Regions from separate parts of the Homo sapiens genome. Here region 2 is linked to region 1. A link is a loop called in an ENCODE intact Hi-C map of the cell type or tissue named here. Cell type or tissue: ovary. All regions are shown on one strand.

Region 1 (8,000 bases):
CCTACCCACTATGAATGAGCAGAAAACCATAGCTAATATTTACTTTCTGCAGGTAATTTCTGAGCTTCGGGAGAAGTTGGATCTGCAGCATTGTGTTTTGCCATCACGGTTACAGGCTTCCCAAGTAAAGTTGAAAAGTAAAGGACGAGCAAGGTAAAGAGCTCATCCTCACACAGGATGTCACAATTTTCTGACATCCCACTGTCAGAGTTAGAGCTTAATACTACTACAAATAATGATACTATTATGACATTTACATCTAGTATTATATTGTTTTTCAAATTACATATATGTATGTGAGTATGTATGTGTTTATATATTTTCTTAGCCATTCAGATCAATCCCAGACAGACGACAGTGCAAGTTTATTAGCCATCTTATACATGAGGTTGTCATTTGCTCCAGGGTACATGGCAGGAACTCCGATCTTGTAAGTTCTTTTCTGGTACGTAGAAGAGTAATTTTTTTCCTCTCTGCTACTTGTAGTTCCTCAGGAAATCAAGAAAGCAGCGGTCAGAGCTGTATTATTCTCCTCTTTGATGTAATAAAGTCAGCTATTAGATATGAGAAAACCATTTCAGAAGCCTGGATTAAGGTGAGATCTTTGGAACTTTGATTATCAAGGAGGAAATGAGTGGCAATTAGTGACAGATGTATAACTGAGGTAGACTGAAATAAAAATCTCAAAACTCATTCAAGTGGAAATGATAGCTGATGGTTGCCAGATGGACACATTGGCTCTTAGATGAGATAACAGGGCATGCTGAATAAGGTGTAACGTGTTTCGCTGATGTGTCATAATATTTTTGTGACTCTCTCCTGTTTTTTCAGGCAATTGAAAACACTGCCTCAGTATCTGAACACAAGGTAATGTTCATGTACTATGCATTTTCAGTATTGCAGACTTAAAAGTAATGACATTGGCTAGCTTGCCTTCCCACTGTCTTTCTTTCTCCCCCCTCCAGTCACTCTTCTCTCTCTTCCCTAGTTGCTCTAATAAACATTAGCTGTCTGGGGAAGATAATCTGAGGTGGCGACTGGCCAGATAGCCTGCCCCTACTCACTCTGGCTATAAAATAAGCCTACAGTATCCACAAGGGGAAATACTAACAGTGTAAACAAGCACATCAAGGTGCAGTCAAAGAAGCCAGGTCCCCACTGATGAGATGAAGAAAATAACCACCTAAGTCTCAGGTCCCTGTATCTGCCTAATTGCCCTTCCTTCCACTCAGCACCACTGTCAAGATAATGGCATTCCATGTTTTACTTTACTTTGCTCATGTAGACCTGACTAGAGTAAATCAATCTGTCCACTGTCAAGGCAGTGGTACTGGATCTTATGTCTCTATTAATTCTAGAAATACCTTCCATCAAAAAGCCAGATGATTGGCCGGGCGCGGTAGCTCACGCCTATAATCCCAGCACTTTGGGAGGCTGAGGCAGGCGGATCATCTGAGGTCAGGAGTTTGAGACCAGCCTGGCCAATGTAGCGAAACCCCGTCTCTACTAAAAATACAAAAAAAATTAGCCTGGCCTGGTGGCACACGCCACTGCACTCCAGCCTGGGCGACAGTGCAAGACTCCATCTCAAAAGATAAAAAGCCGGATGATTGAGTTCCTTAGGTGCTGATTGGTTGCCTTTAAAGATTTTTCTTTGGTTGGAATCTGTTTTGTGGGATTTTTGTTAGTTTTGTTATCCAATTTTGGGATGATTATCTTAAAAGCTTTCATGATGCTGAATAAAGCAATGAAAATTCAGAATTTTTTCTGGTGAAAAATATCAAAGTACTCCAACACACTGTTTTTGGTTTTGGATAAACATAAATTTACCACCTTGGCTGCCTGCATACCTATTTTTACATATTTGTAATCATTGTATAAATATAATTTGTATTCTTACTTTTTTTTCTTAACATTTTTTCTCCTGTCATAAATATTTCAAGGTCTGCATTGTCTTCATTGTTATCTTTAATGACTGTATTCTGGTCTAATAACTCAGTTTTGGTGTCCTAAGAAGTGGAGCATTCAGTTAAGATAAGTAGTAAAATTTTTTTTGTTTTTTCTTGTTTGTCCTGCTTGCCTTTTTAACTGTTTTTTTTTTTTTCCTGGAAGCATAGACTCAGGTTGCCCTGAATACACGCCCAATGTTTTCTCTTTTTTTGTTTTGTTTTGTTTTTGTTTTTGTTTTTGAGACGGGTTCTCACTCTGTCACCTAGGCTGGACTGCACTGGCGTGATCTCGGCTCACTGCAAGCTCCGCCTCCTGGGTTCACGCCATTCTCCCGCTTCAGCCTCCCAAGTAGCTGGGACTACAGGCACCTGCCACCACGCCCGGCTAATTTTTTGTATTTTTAGTGGAAATGGGGCTTCATCATGTTAGCCAGGATGGTCTCAATCTCCTGACCTCATGATCTGCCCGCCTCGGCCTCCCAAAGTGCTGGGATTATAGGCGTGAGCCACCATGCCTAGCATGGCTTATTCTTCCTGATGACTGTGTAATATTCCAAAAATTAAAATTACTCCATCATAATTTATTGAACCTTTCCTGTATTGATGTATTGATGGGCATTTATAGTCTTTCCAACTTTTCACAAAGTAATTTTCCTTTTTTTTTTTTTTTTTTGAGACAAAGTCTTGCTCTGTCACCTAGGCTCGAGTGCAGTGGCTCGATCTCGGCTCACTGCAACCTCTGTCACCCGGGTTCAAGCGATTCTCCTGTCTCAGCTTCCCAAGTAGGTGGGATTACAGGTGTGTGCTACTTTGCCCGGCTAATTTGTGTATTTTTAGTAGAGACAGGGTTTCAGCATCTTGGCCAGGCTGGTCTTGAACTCCTGACGTCGTAATCCACCCATCTCGGCCTCCCAAAGTGCTGGGATTACAGGCGTGAGCCACCGTGCCTGGCCTAGTAATTTTCCTAGTAATACTGAAAATACATACTGTAGTTGGCAACAAATACACGCTGGAGTTGGCAAGTGATTGAATCTTTCTTTTAATAAATGTCAAGATGTTCAGAGTTACTTCTGTAGTAATATCACTTTCATGCATATTGCTCTGTATTCTTTTTTTTTTTTTTTGAGAATGGAATCTCGCTCTCTCACCCAGGCTGGAGTGCAGTGGCGCGATCTCGGCTCACTGTAAGCTCTGCCTCCCGGGTTCACGCCATTCTCCTGCCTCAGCCTCCCCAGCAGCTGGGACTATAGGTGCATGCTGCCACACCCGGCTAATTTTTTGTATTTTTAGTAGAGACGGGGTTTCACCGTGTTAGTCAGGATGGTCTCGATCTCCTGACCTTGTGATCTGCCCGCCTTGGCCTCCCAAAGTGCTGGGATTACAGATGTGAGCCACTGTGCCTGGCCTGCTCTGTATTCTTAAGGGGTATCAATGGTTAACAGTTGTGGCACTTTATTTATCTGAAAAATATTTCTGAGTTTTGTGAAAAGTGTAGATACTCCCAGGGGAGTGTGTGGAACAAATGAGCATTATCCATTCTGTGTTTTAATTAGAGGAAAAGCTGCTGTTTCATTGTAGCAAATGTACTGATTTGTTAACTGTTTTTCTGTTGTTGCATATTTATTGACAATAGGTGTTTGACCTGGTGATGCTTTTCATCATCTATAGCACCAATACTCAGACAAAGAAGTACATTGACAGGGTGCTAAGAAATAAGATTCGATCAGGCTGCATTCAAGAACAGCTGCTCCAGAGTACATTCTCTGTTCATTACTTAGTAAGTGTCAGAGACTATTGATTTTTAATCTAAAACAGAAAGCTTTACAGCTCTCATGTAAAATTTCATCTTATTTCAGTCCATTGTTCAAACCCATTGAGATTTTTGAATTTTGTTTTTGCATTAATCATTTTAATTGTCTATCTCAATGCAGTTTGCAACTTTGACAAACTGGCCTTCCGTATCCTATTTAAGTAGCTTATAAAAACCTTGAGGGGAATAGGACCAGCCTGTAGAAACTAGTAGAAATGTAAATATGTACCTATTTGAACTATCACTCTTTAGCCATTCAAAACTGTGGACTTTAGGTGATAATTCCTCTAGAAATGTAAATTATTCAAAGTGGAATTTTATAAGCTAGGAATAGTGTTTTGCCAGCTGAACGTTCAGGATATTAGCAGTATAGAACTTAGAAAACTGGATGGGCCAGTGGTTTGGGGTTTGGGTTAGGAGCTAATGAGAATACCTCGCTGGGTCTTAAATTTTATATTTAGGAATAGATTTAACGGTTGTATTATTTTATCTTGCAGTTCTTTCTGTGTTTATTTCTGCCAATTATACATGTTTTGGGCTGTAATTTTCTAGATGCAGAAACCACATGTAATTTTTCATTGCATTTTCCCCAATAAAGCATTATACCCAGCTTAGTACTAAATATAAGATTTTTAAAAATTATGGTATCAATAAGGAAGCTATGTTTATTAACTGGTTATTTAGTCTGGGTCCATTAATGTCTATGTACATTGAATTATTGGTAGGTTATGATCACTTCTCTTCTTGATCTTCTTTTAAAAAAATCAGCTTAGTTAGCATTGAACCTTATAGACCTACTTCAAATTATAACCAAGGTGGAACATCCCTGGGGGTAGTATGATTGCATGGGGAAACTGGGATTTAGAACATCTGGCCTCCAATCCCAAATTGAGCAGATAGGAATGTTCTATTAGGCTTGTAATTTAACTTCTTTGAGCTTAAAAGTCAATTATTATCCAAACGTGGAATCCCATTGATGCTGAGAGTAATCTCAGAATGATGAAGGATTATTTTTGTGTAAAACAAAGATTAAGATTTCCTAAGTTAAAATGAGAGCTAGGGAGGAGAAGTCTGACATTCCAAAAGGATAAGCAACTCTTAGGTTGTGTACTAACTGTTTCCTACAGCTTCTTTTCTCTCTCTACTCTTCCCCACTCAAGGTTCTTAAGGATATGTGTTCATCCATTCTGTCGCTGGCTCAGAGTTTGCTTCACTCTCTAGACCAGAGTATAATTTCATTTGGCAGTCTCCTATACAAATATGCATTTAAGTTTTTTGACACGTACTGCCAGCAGGTATGTTGAAACATTTATTTTGGCAAGGAGGGAACACAGAAAGGGAAAATAATCTGATGTTTATTTCTTGTTGGTTGGAACTCACTGAAGGGGAAGGAACTCTGACCTGGGTCTCAAGAAAGCTCAATTCTAGTCCCAGCCTTGATGAAAGGAAGAGACTTGACTGGTGGCTCTAACTCTGTGTTCTGAGCTCTAAAATTCTCTGTCTGAAATTAAGATCCAGATCTAGTCCATTTCAAAACATGAGACACTTTTTTTTGTTTTGTTTTGAGACGTGGTTTTGCTCTTCATGCCCAGGCTGGAGTGCAGTGGTGCTATCTCAGCTCACTGCAACCTTCACCTCCTGGGTTCAAGCGATTCTCCTGTCTCAGCTTCCTAAGTAGCTGTGATTACAGGCACACACCACCACGCCCGGTTAATTTTTTGTATTTTTAGTAGACACAGCGTTTCACCATGTTGGCCAGGCTGGTCTCGAACTCCTGACCTCAGGTGAACCGCCTGCCTCAGCCTCTCAAAGTGCTGGGATTATAGGCGTGAGCCATTGGGCCTGGCCGAGACACATTTTAATAGCATATATCCAGAGAGGGAGGACTGTATTTGTGGAAAATGTTTATGAAAGCAAGTAAAGAACAGTGTCTTATTTTGTATTTTTACATATATTCTTCCTGTCATTAACAATGTTAAAACGCATTTGAATGGAACTTTTAAAATGAAGATTTGTAAAAAAATTTTAAACATTTAAAGTAGAGCAATAGTTGCAGCTGACATGAGGTAGCTGTTGCAGTTGAAAATGTAATTCTGTTATGACTATTATGGAGTGACAGTATAAAGGGAGAATGGCATCTAAGACATTTCTGGACCCTCTTAATGTCTTAGAGACACTGTCATAATCCATGTTTGCTTGGAAACATGCAAGTCTAGCCTGTACTATATGGAGAAAACCTTTAAAGCTTTTAGCTCCTTGAGTGCCATCTTTTTGAGGAATTTCAACTGATCTTGTACAACCTCAACCTAAAGGGTAAAATTTAACCCATATGGGAAAAAGAAAGAGGAAAACTACGCCAAGGAGCAAAATCAGGAGGGCTTAGGTAGAGCTCACTGATAAAATATGGGAAATAGGTCAAGATGGGATGGTCAAGTTACACTGGCATATTCCTAAATCTCCTGAAGCCAACATTAATGAAAACTAGATAATAGGTGATGGGTTTGGGTTGATTGTGATTTTAACAAAGTAGAGATTGGAGAGGCCTTGGGGGTGAATCCCTTTAGAATGGCCATCCATATTTTGTTTTACACTGTTCTGTTGACTCTCCCCTGTATAGGAAGTGGTTGGTGCCTTAGTGACCCATATCTGCAGTGGGAATGAAGCTGAAGTTGATACTGCCTTAGATGTCCTTCTAGAGTTGGTAGTGTTAAACCCATCTGCTATGATGATGAATGCTGTCTTTGTAAAGGTATCTTATTGGCTTCTTGTACTTTAGATATTGAATACTATAATTGGTGGGAGGTGGTGGGAAGGAGGTGAGATGATGGGCAAGTAATATAAATAAAAAGTGACTATTCTATCTATGTGTTAATTCATTCAGCAAACACTTCTTTATACCTAACCTACAGGCTAATCTCTATTCTGGGTGCTGTGAATGTAAAGTAGGCCCTTACCTTTCATGTTAAAGACTAAGACACATAAGCAAGTCACTATAAATACAACATGGTGAATTCTCTGGTAAAGTACTATAGATATAACAGAGTAAGAATAATTAAATTTAGCCTGGGAAGCTGGAGAATTCTTCAAAGAGGCAATGTGAGTGATTGCTGAAGGATGGGAATGACTGACAAGAGAAAGTATGGGAAGTGCGTTCTAGGCAGAGAAGAGTTTGAGCAGAAGCAAACTGGTGCCCAAGTCAATGGTGTGACTGAGGAATGAGAAGCAAACAAGCATGACTGGAGAATAGGATATATATGGAGAGGAATGATTGGAGGCAAGGCTGGTAAGACATAGGACAGGCCCATGTTGCAAAGAGTCTCAAATAACATGCTAAAGAGTTTCAACTTTATTTTTTAGACAATAAGGAGCTATTACTAGTTTTTACATACAGTTGACCTAATCTACTCAGCATTGAGAGATAACTCAGTAGGCTATATGATGGGTGGATTGGAGACTGCTGAAATGGTCTAAGGGAGTGAGAGTAAGGGCCAGATTTTGGTCACGGGAATGTAGAAGAAATTATGGCTTAAGAGACAATTTGGTGTTAGAATTAACATGACTTGGTGACTGTTAAGAATATGTGGCGGTCCGGGTGCGGTGGCTCATGCTTGTAATCCCAGCACTTTGGGAGGCCAAGGCGGGCAAATCACGAGGTCAGGAGATCAAGACCATCCTGCCTAACACGGTGAAACCCCGTCTCTACTAAAAATACAAAAATTAGCCGGGCATCGTGGCGGTCGCCTGTAGTCCCAGCTACTCAAGAGGCTGAGGCAGGAGAATGGCGTGAACCCAGGAGGCGGAGCTTGCAGTGAGCCAAGATAACACCACTGCACTCCAGTCTGGGCGACAGAGCAAGACTCTGTCTCAAAAAAAAAAAAAAAAAAAAAGGCTTAGAAGAGCACAGACATTTTGAGAAGGTTAAAGTTTAAGTGGCAGATGAAAGCAAATGTCCATAGAAGGAAAATGAGAAACCTGGAAGATTAATAATGTGAGCTTAAAGGATGTCAGGTAGCAAAAGCCCAGGAATGAGTTTCAAGAGTGAGGGATTGGCCGGGCACAGTGACTCATGCTTGTAATACCAGCACTTTGGGAGGCCGAGGCGGACGGATCACCTGAGGTTGGGAGTTCGAATCAGCCTGACCAACATGGAGAAAGCCCTCCTCTACTAAAAATACAAAAATTACCTGGGCATTGTGGTGCATGCCTGTAATCCCAGCTACTCGGGAGGCTGAGGCAGGAGA
Region 2 (8,000 bases), 1.8 Mb after region 1:
TGCTGAGCCAGGTGAAGGAGAGAATCTCTTTGTCTGCTGGTTGCTAAGACCTTGGGAAAAGCACAGTATTTGGTTGTGAGTTTCCTCATATTCCAGGTACAGTTTGTCACGGCTTCCCTTGGCTATAAAGGGAAATCCTCCGCCCCCTTGTGCTTCCTGGGTGAGGCAATGCCCCACCCTGCTTTGGCTCACCCTCCGTGGGCTGCACCCACCGTCCAACCAGTCCCCATGAGATGAACCAGGTACCTCAGTTGGAAATGCAGAAATCACCCGTCTTCTGTGTCAGTCATGCTGGGAGCTGCAGACAGGAGCTGTTCCTATTCAGCCATTTTGGATAAAAGGCCCTGCTTGCCTTTTTAACTCTTTTTGTTTGTTTTTGTTTGTTTGTTTTTCCTAGAAGCATAGACTCAAGTTGCCCTGAATATACTCCCAACGTTTTCTATTTTTTTGTTTTGTTTTGTTTTTTAAGAGACCAGGTCTTGCACTGTCGCCCAAGTTGGAGTGCAGTGGCAGCACCATAGCTCACTGCAGCCTCAGACTCCTGGGTTCAAGTGATCCTCCCACCTCAATCTTCAGAGTAACTGGGACTACAGGCAAGCACAACCAGGCCTGGCTAATTCAATTTTTTTTTTTTCCTGAGACAGAATTTTGCTCTTTCGCCCAGGCTGGCACAATCTCAGCTCACTGCAACCTCTGCCCCCTGGTTTGAAGCAGTTCTCCTGCTTCGGCCTCCCTCGTAGCTGGGATCACAGGTGCCCACCACCACACCCAGCTAATTTTTGTATTCTTAGTAGAGACAGGATTTCACCATGTTGGCCAGGCTGGTCTCGAACTGCTGACCTCAAGTGATCCACCTGCCTCAGCCTCTCAAAGTGCTAGGATTACAGGTGTGAGCCACCACACCCAGCCAATTCTTTTATTTTTTATAGAGATGAGGTCTTGCTGTGTTTCCCAGGCTGGTCTCAAATTTTTAGCTTCAAGTGATCCTCCTGCTTGGACCTCCCAAAGTGCTGGGATTATAGGCATGAGCCACTTCACCCAGTCCTCATATTTTTCTTTTTTAAATGTAGATAAACAAGCTAATTGTGGAGAAAAACCCACAAGGAATCTACAGATGTAAAAAATACAGTTTTTCTCCATTCTCTGTCCCATTCCTCAGGGATAATCATCCTTCCAAATTTTTTCTGTTCATATACGAGCTGTAATTGTGTGCAAGTACAGGTATACTCTTATGCCTACACATATGTATGTTTATATATTGTTTTTACAAAAGCAGAATCTTAACTATGATTATGGGTGGTGGTGGTGTTGTTTAAAGAGACAGGGTCTCACTCTGTCACCAGGCTGGAGTGCAGTGTCACAATCATAGCTCACTGTTGCCTCCACCTCCTGGGCTCAATGATCCTCCCTCCTCAGCCTCCCAAAGCAGTGGGATTATAGGCATGAGCCTTCATGCCCAGCCTGATTATCCTTTTGCAGGCTGCTGATTTTTCCACTTCATGTCAGGAATGTCTTTTCTCTGTCAAAAAATAGAGTATGGCTCAGCAGTCCCTAACCTTTTTGGCACCAGGGACTGGTTTCATGGAAGACAGTTTTTCCACAGACCGTCTCGGGGCCTGATTTCAGGATGAAACTGTTCAACCTTAGATCATCAGGCACTACTTAGATTCTCATAAGGAACGTGCAGCCTAGATCCTGCGCATGTGCAGTTCACAATAGGGTTCGCGCTCCCGTGAGAATCTAATGCAGCCGCTAATCTGACAGGAGGCGGATCTCAGTGGTAATGACCACTTGACCACCCCTCACCTCCTGCTGTGCAGCTTGGTTCCTAGCAGACCACGGACTCCATGGTCCAGGAGTTGGGGACCCCTAGTCTAGCTTATTCTTTTTTTTTTTTAATTTTGTAATTAAAAAGTCTTTTTTAGACAGAGTCTCGCTGTGTCACCCAGGCTGGAGTGCAGTGGCACGATCTCGGCTCATTGCAACCTCCACCTCCCGGGTTCGAGTCATTGACCTGCCTCAGCCTCCCGAGTAGCTGGGATTGCAGGCAGTTGCCACCACGACTGGCCAATTTTTTTTTTGTATTTTTTAGTAGAAATGGGGTTTCACCGTGTTGGCCAGGCTGGTCTCGAACTCCTAACCTCAGGTGATATGTATACCTCAGCCTCCCAAAGTACTGGGATTACGGGTGTGAGCCCCCACGCCCAGCCTGGCTTATCCTTTTTGATGACTATAATATTTCAAAAATTAAAATTACTCCATCATAATTTACTGAACCCTTTCCAGATTGATGGGCATTTATAGTCTTTCCAACTTTTCACAAAGTAATTTTCCTAGTAATAGTGAAAATACATACTGGAGTTGGCAAGTGATTGAATCTTTTAATAAATGTGAAGATGTTCAAAGTTACTTCTGTAGTAGTATCACTTTCATGTATATTGCAATGTATTCTTAAGAGATACCAGTGGCTAATAGTTGTGGCACTTTATTTCTCTGAAAAAAATTTCTGGGTTTTGTGAAAAGTGTAGATAAGCCTAAGGGAGTATGTGGAACGAATGAGTATCATCCATTCTGTGTTTTAATCGGGAAAAGCTGCTGTTTCATTGTAGCAAATGTACTGATTGGTTAACTGTTTTTCTATTATTGCATATTTATTGACAATAGGTTTTTGACCTGGACTTCAGCCTCCCAAAGTGCTGGGATTATAGGCGTGAGCCATCGGGCCTGGCTGAGACACATTTTAATAGCATATATCCAGAGAGGGAGGACTGTATTTGTGGAAAATGTTTATGAAAGCAGGTAAAGAACAGTGTCTTATTTTGTATTTTTACATATATTCTTCCTCTTATTAACAATGTTAAAACGCATTTGAATGGAACTTTTAAAATGAAGATTTGTAAAAATTTTTTTTTTTAATTTAAAGTAGAGCAATAGTTGCGGCTGACATGAGGTAGCTGTTGCAGTTGAGAATATAATTCTGTTATGGCTATGGTGGAGTGACAGTATAAAGGGAGAATGGCATCTAAGACATTTTTGAATCCTCTTAATGTCTTAGAGACACTGTCATGATCCATGTTTGCTTGGAAACATGCAAGTCTAGCCTGTACTATATGGAGAAAACCTTTAAAGCTTTTAGCTCCTTGAGTGCCATCTTTTTGAGGAATTTCAACTGATCTTGTACAACCTCAACCTAAAGGGTAAAATTTAACCCATATGGGAAAAAGAAAGAGGAAAACTACGCCAAGGAGCAAAATCAGGAGGGCTTAGGTAGAGCTCACTGATAAACTGTGGGAAATAGGTCAAGACGGGATGGTCAAGTTACACTGGCATATTCCTAAATCTCCTGAAGCCAGCATTAATGAAAACTAGATAATAGATGATGGGATTGGGTTGATTGTGATTTTAACAAAGAAGAGATTGGAGAGGCCTTGGGGGTGAATCCCTTTAGAATGGCCATCCATATTTTGTTTTACACTGTCCTGTTGACTCTCCCCTGTATAGGAAGTGGTTGGTGCCTTAGTGACCCACATCTGCAGTGGGAATGAAGCTGAAGTTGATACTGCCTTAGATGTCCTTCTAGAGTTGGTAGTGTTAAATCCATCTGCTATGATGATGAATGCTGTCTTTGTAAAGGTATCTTATTGGCTTCTTGTACTTTAGATATTGAATACTATAATTGGTGGGAGGTGGTGGGAAGGAGGTGAGATGATGGGCAAGTAATATAAATAAAAAGTGACTATTCTATCTATGTGTTAATTGATTCAGCAAACATTTCTTTATATCTAACCCACAGACTAAGCTCTATTCTGGGTGCTGTGAATGTAAAGTAGGTCCTTGCCTTTGATGTTAAAGACAAAGACACATAAGCAAGTCACTATAAATACAACATGGTGAATTCTCTGGTAAAGTACTATAGATACAACAGAGCAAGAATAATTAAAGTTAGCCTGGGAAGCTGGAGAGTTCTTCAAAGAGGTGATTTGAGTGATTGCTGAAGGATGGGAATGACTGACAAGAGAAAGTATGGGAAGTGCGTTCTAGGCAGAGAAGAGTTTGAGCAGAAGCAAACTGGTGCCCAAGTCAGTGGTGTGACTGAGGAATGAGAAGCAAACAAGCATGACTGGAGAATAGGATATATATGGAGAGGAGTGATGGGAGGCAAGGCTGGTAAGACATAGGACAGGCCCGTGTTGCAAAGAGTTTCAAATAACATGCTAAAGAGTTTCAATTTTATTTTCTAGACAATAGGGAGCTATTAGCAGTTTTTACATAGAGTTGACCTAATCTACTCAGCGTTGAGAGATAACTCAGTAGGCTATATGATGGGTGGATTGGAGACCACTGAAATGGTCTAAGGGAGTGAGAGTAAGGGCCAGATTTTGGTCACAGGAATGTAGAAGAAATGATGGTTTAAGAGACAATTTGGTGTTAGAATTAACATGACTTGGTGACTGTTAATATGTGGCAGTGAGAAACAGAAAAACTAGGTCCGAGTTTTTTCATCTTAGGAAACTAGATAAATAGTCGTGCCATTTTCTGAGACCAGGAGGGGCGTGCATCTTCTGTAGGAAGTATGATGAGTTCACTATGGGATAGCCACGTGTAGGTGGTTAGTGGATAGTTGGAAATTCTGGTTTGGAACCCTGTGGGGCACCCTTTGGTGGAAGATTTAGTTTGGGTGTTCAGAACCGTATAAATGTGAGCTCAACTGAGGCAATTTTGAGGCAGAAGACCGTAGAAGCTTAGAAGAGCACAGACATTTTGAGACAGTTAAAGTTTAAGTGGCAGACGGAAGCAAATGTCCGCAGAAGGAAAATGAGAAAACTAGAAGATGAATAATGTGAGCTTGAAGGATGTCAGGTAGCAAAAGCCCAGGAATGAGTTTCAAGAGTGAGGGATTTATCTCCAGTGATGGATACTGTAGAGGTTGAAGATGGAGCAGAGGCTATTGGCTTTGGCAATTAGGATACCCCTGGTAACCTCTGAGAGAACAATGTTAATTGAATTATAAGGGTGGAAGCCAGAGAGCAGTAACTTGAAGACTTGGGGAATACAGTCAATGTCAAGAAGCATCAAGGAGGAGAGAATAAGAAAAGTAGCTTGAGAGAGAAGCTGGTTGCGAGGGAGATATTTTTTAGATGAGGAGGTTTGAGATTGCTTGTAGGCTGACAGAAAGGATTCAATAGAGAGGCAGAAATGGAAAATTTTAAAAATTGTTAGAAGTTTACAAAGCTGTTTTACTACTTTATCCTCAGACAAACCATGAAAGGTAGTATAGCTATTATTATCGCCCTGTTACAGACGAGAAAAGCTGAGACATTTCCCAAGGTCACAAAGTAAATAGTTTCCTTGTGACTCCTTCCAGATCTGTAGAGAAAGGAGAAATAATTTATGGAGTAGAAGCTGGGGAGGGATGATACGGCAAGGAATAGTAAAGACATAACTTTTTATAGCATATTGTTTTCACTGAAAAAAAGGGAAAGGTGGAGGTAAAGAATACGGAGAACTGGGAGGTGCATTAGAATGACTAAGCAGTAGATGATTAAAGCCCAGGATTGTGGTTCAGAGTGAAGAGGATAAAGAAAACTTTATCTTTCCTGATAGTTAGTTCCTAGTCGCTGTTAATAAGACATTTAGAAAGTTGTAAGAGTTTTCTCAGTTTATATCCAGCCTATCAAACCTCTGGGCTCTGAGCATAGCTTTTGGAACTTAAGCTTTTAAGAGAGCTAAAAAGTTTAGATACCTGGCTATCTATGTATGCCTCTCTTACAGGGATTTTAATTTTTTGATTTTTAAGGGAAAAAATGTTAGCTGCCAGCCTCACTGTTGGCATCATTTTTTCTGCAGGGCATTTTAGATTATCTGGATAATATATCCCCTCAGCAAATACGAAAACTCTTCAATGTTCTCAGCACACTGGCATTTAGTAAACAGAATGAAGCCAGCAGCCACATCCAGGTAAGAGGCAATATGTTGGGAAAGATTTTTTTTTTTTTTTTTGATGGAATCTCCCTCTGTTGCCCAGGCTAGAGTGCAGTGCATGATCTCGGCTCACTGCAACCTCCATCTCCTGGGTTGACACAATTGTCTTGCCTCAGCCTCCCGAGTAGCTGGGACTACAGGCGTGCGCCACCACACCCAGCTAATTATTTTGTATTTTTAGTAGAGAAGGGGTTTCACCATGTTAGCCAGGATGGTCTCGATCTCCTGACCTCGGGATCCGCCCACCTTGGCCTCTCAAAGTGTTGGGATTACAGACGTGAGCCACTGAGCCTGGCCTTTTTTTTTTTTTTTTTTTTTTTTTTTTTTTTGTGACACGGAGTCTAGCTCTGTCACCCACACTGGAGTGCAGTGGCATGATCTCAGCTCCTGGGTTCAAGCAATTCTCCTGCCTCAGCCTCCCAAGTAGCTGGGACTACAGGCACATGCCACTGCACCTAGCTAATTTTAGTATTTTTAGTGTTTTGTATTTTTAAACCTCTTTACTTGAAATTTGCTGGAAAAAAATAAGCAAATGATAGATTTGCTAGTGTGTATTAGTGGAAATGGAGTACACAGCCATAGTTCCAGCATTTTTTTAATTCTTACCACAAACATTAAGTGCCTATTCTGTGCCAGGCACTGATATATTAGATCCTCTGCCCTCAAAAAGCTTTGTCTATTAGGGTAGAGATGGGTCTGGGATCAGCTAACCATGAAACTGTTCAGGTTCTGAGTGCAGTGGGGACACAGAATTGCCTTGTTTTCTAAGAAACATCTCCATCTAATGTGAACTTCACATGGGCTTGTTTTTGGTTTGTGGACACCATTCGCTGAAAAAGCCAGGCTGTAATCCCAGCACTTTGGGAGGCCAAGGCAGGCGAATCACATGTGCCAGGAGTTTGAGACCAACCTGGGCACCATGGTGAAACCCTGTCTCTACAAAAACATACAAAAATTAGCCAGGTGTGGTGGCACACACCTGTAATCCTAGCTACTCAGGAGGCGGAGGTGGGAGGATCCATTGAGCCCAGGGAGTTGAGGCTACAGTGAGCCATGATTGTGCCACTGCTCTCCAGCCTGGGCAACAGAATGAGACTCTATCTCAAAATAAATAAATAAATAAATAAATAAATAAATAAATAAATAAATAAATAAATAAAATAAAATAAAACAAAAGGAAGAGATTAGATTGGAATCATAACTTGTAACTCATTTGTATCTTTAGTGCTACCTTATGGCAGTAATTCATACTGGACTGTGACTTTGAACAACCAGCATATTTTTTTATCTCCCCTCCCACCCCTTTCTTGGATCCCCAATCAACACATTTTTTTAATTAAAAAATTTTTGGACTAGGTAATATACATGTGTCATACAAAATTCAAAACATATAGAAGGGTATCCAGTGAAAAATAACTCTCACTTCTTCTCAGTCCTCTAGGCACCTGGTTTGTCTCCTACAGGGGCAATCACTTTATAAGCTTCTGAGATGTTCTGAGAATTTACAAATTTGTATTTACCTGTAGTTTCCTTTCCCCTCTTGTTCTACATCTTACCTTCTGCATTTAGCAGTTTATTTGGGAGATTGCTTCTAATCAGTAATATAAAGCTACTTCATTATTTTATTTTATTTTTGAATTTTGATAAAATACACATAACATAAAATATACCATTTAAATTGTTTTTAAGGGTACAATTTAGTAGCAGTAAGTATATTCACAATGTTATACAACCATTACCACTATCCATTTCTAGAACTTTCTGATCATCCCAAACAAACTTTGTACCCATTAGGCAATAATTTGCCATCTTCCTCTCCCGACCTCCTGATAATCACTAATCACATTCTGTCTATGGATTTGTTCATTCTAGATGCTTCATATAAATGGAATCATACAATATGTATCTTTTTGTGCCTTGCTTATTTCACTTTAGCATAATATTTTCAAGGTTCATGTATGTTGTGGCATGCATCAGAACTTTATTCCGTATTACAGCTGTAATAATTCCATTCTTTG

Evidence for each region. A loop is a pair of places that touch in the nucleus more often than their neighbours do. Peaks named below come from ENCODE experiments on the same cell type or tissue, not always from the same donor. Only the 100,000 strongest peaks of a DNase experiment are listed, where the experiment ranks them.
Region 2: it touches region 1 in a loop (25-fold over the local background); 3 of 110 quality-filtered maps call a loop at or near these places.

The regions. Positions count from the first base shown.
Region 1 is chr3:10,042,998-10,050,997 of GRCh38, forward strand. FANCD2 (FA complementation group D2) reads left to right here. Exons shown (of 44, transcript NM_001018115.3): 12 at 53-153; 13 at 487-595; 14 at 832-867; 15 at 3,583-3,726; 16 at 4,920-5,054; 17 at 6,377-6,508. Among named protein-coding and RNA genes, the nearest start is that of FANCD2, 21 kb to the left of the region's middle. In ovary, no CTCF peak of the experiment used is centred here; no DNase peak of the experiment used is centred here.
Region 2 is chr3:11,867,796-11,875,795 of GRCh38, forward strand. It overlaps the pseudogene FANCD2P2. Among named protein-coding and RNA genes, the nearest start is that of TAMM41, 25 kb to the left of the region's middle. In ovary, no CTCF peak of the experiment used is centred here; no DNase peak of the experiment used is centred here; H3K27ac peaks cover 350 bases.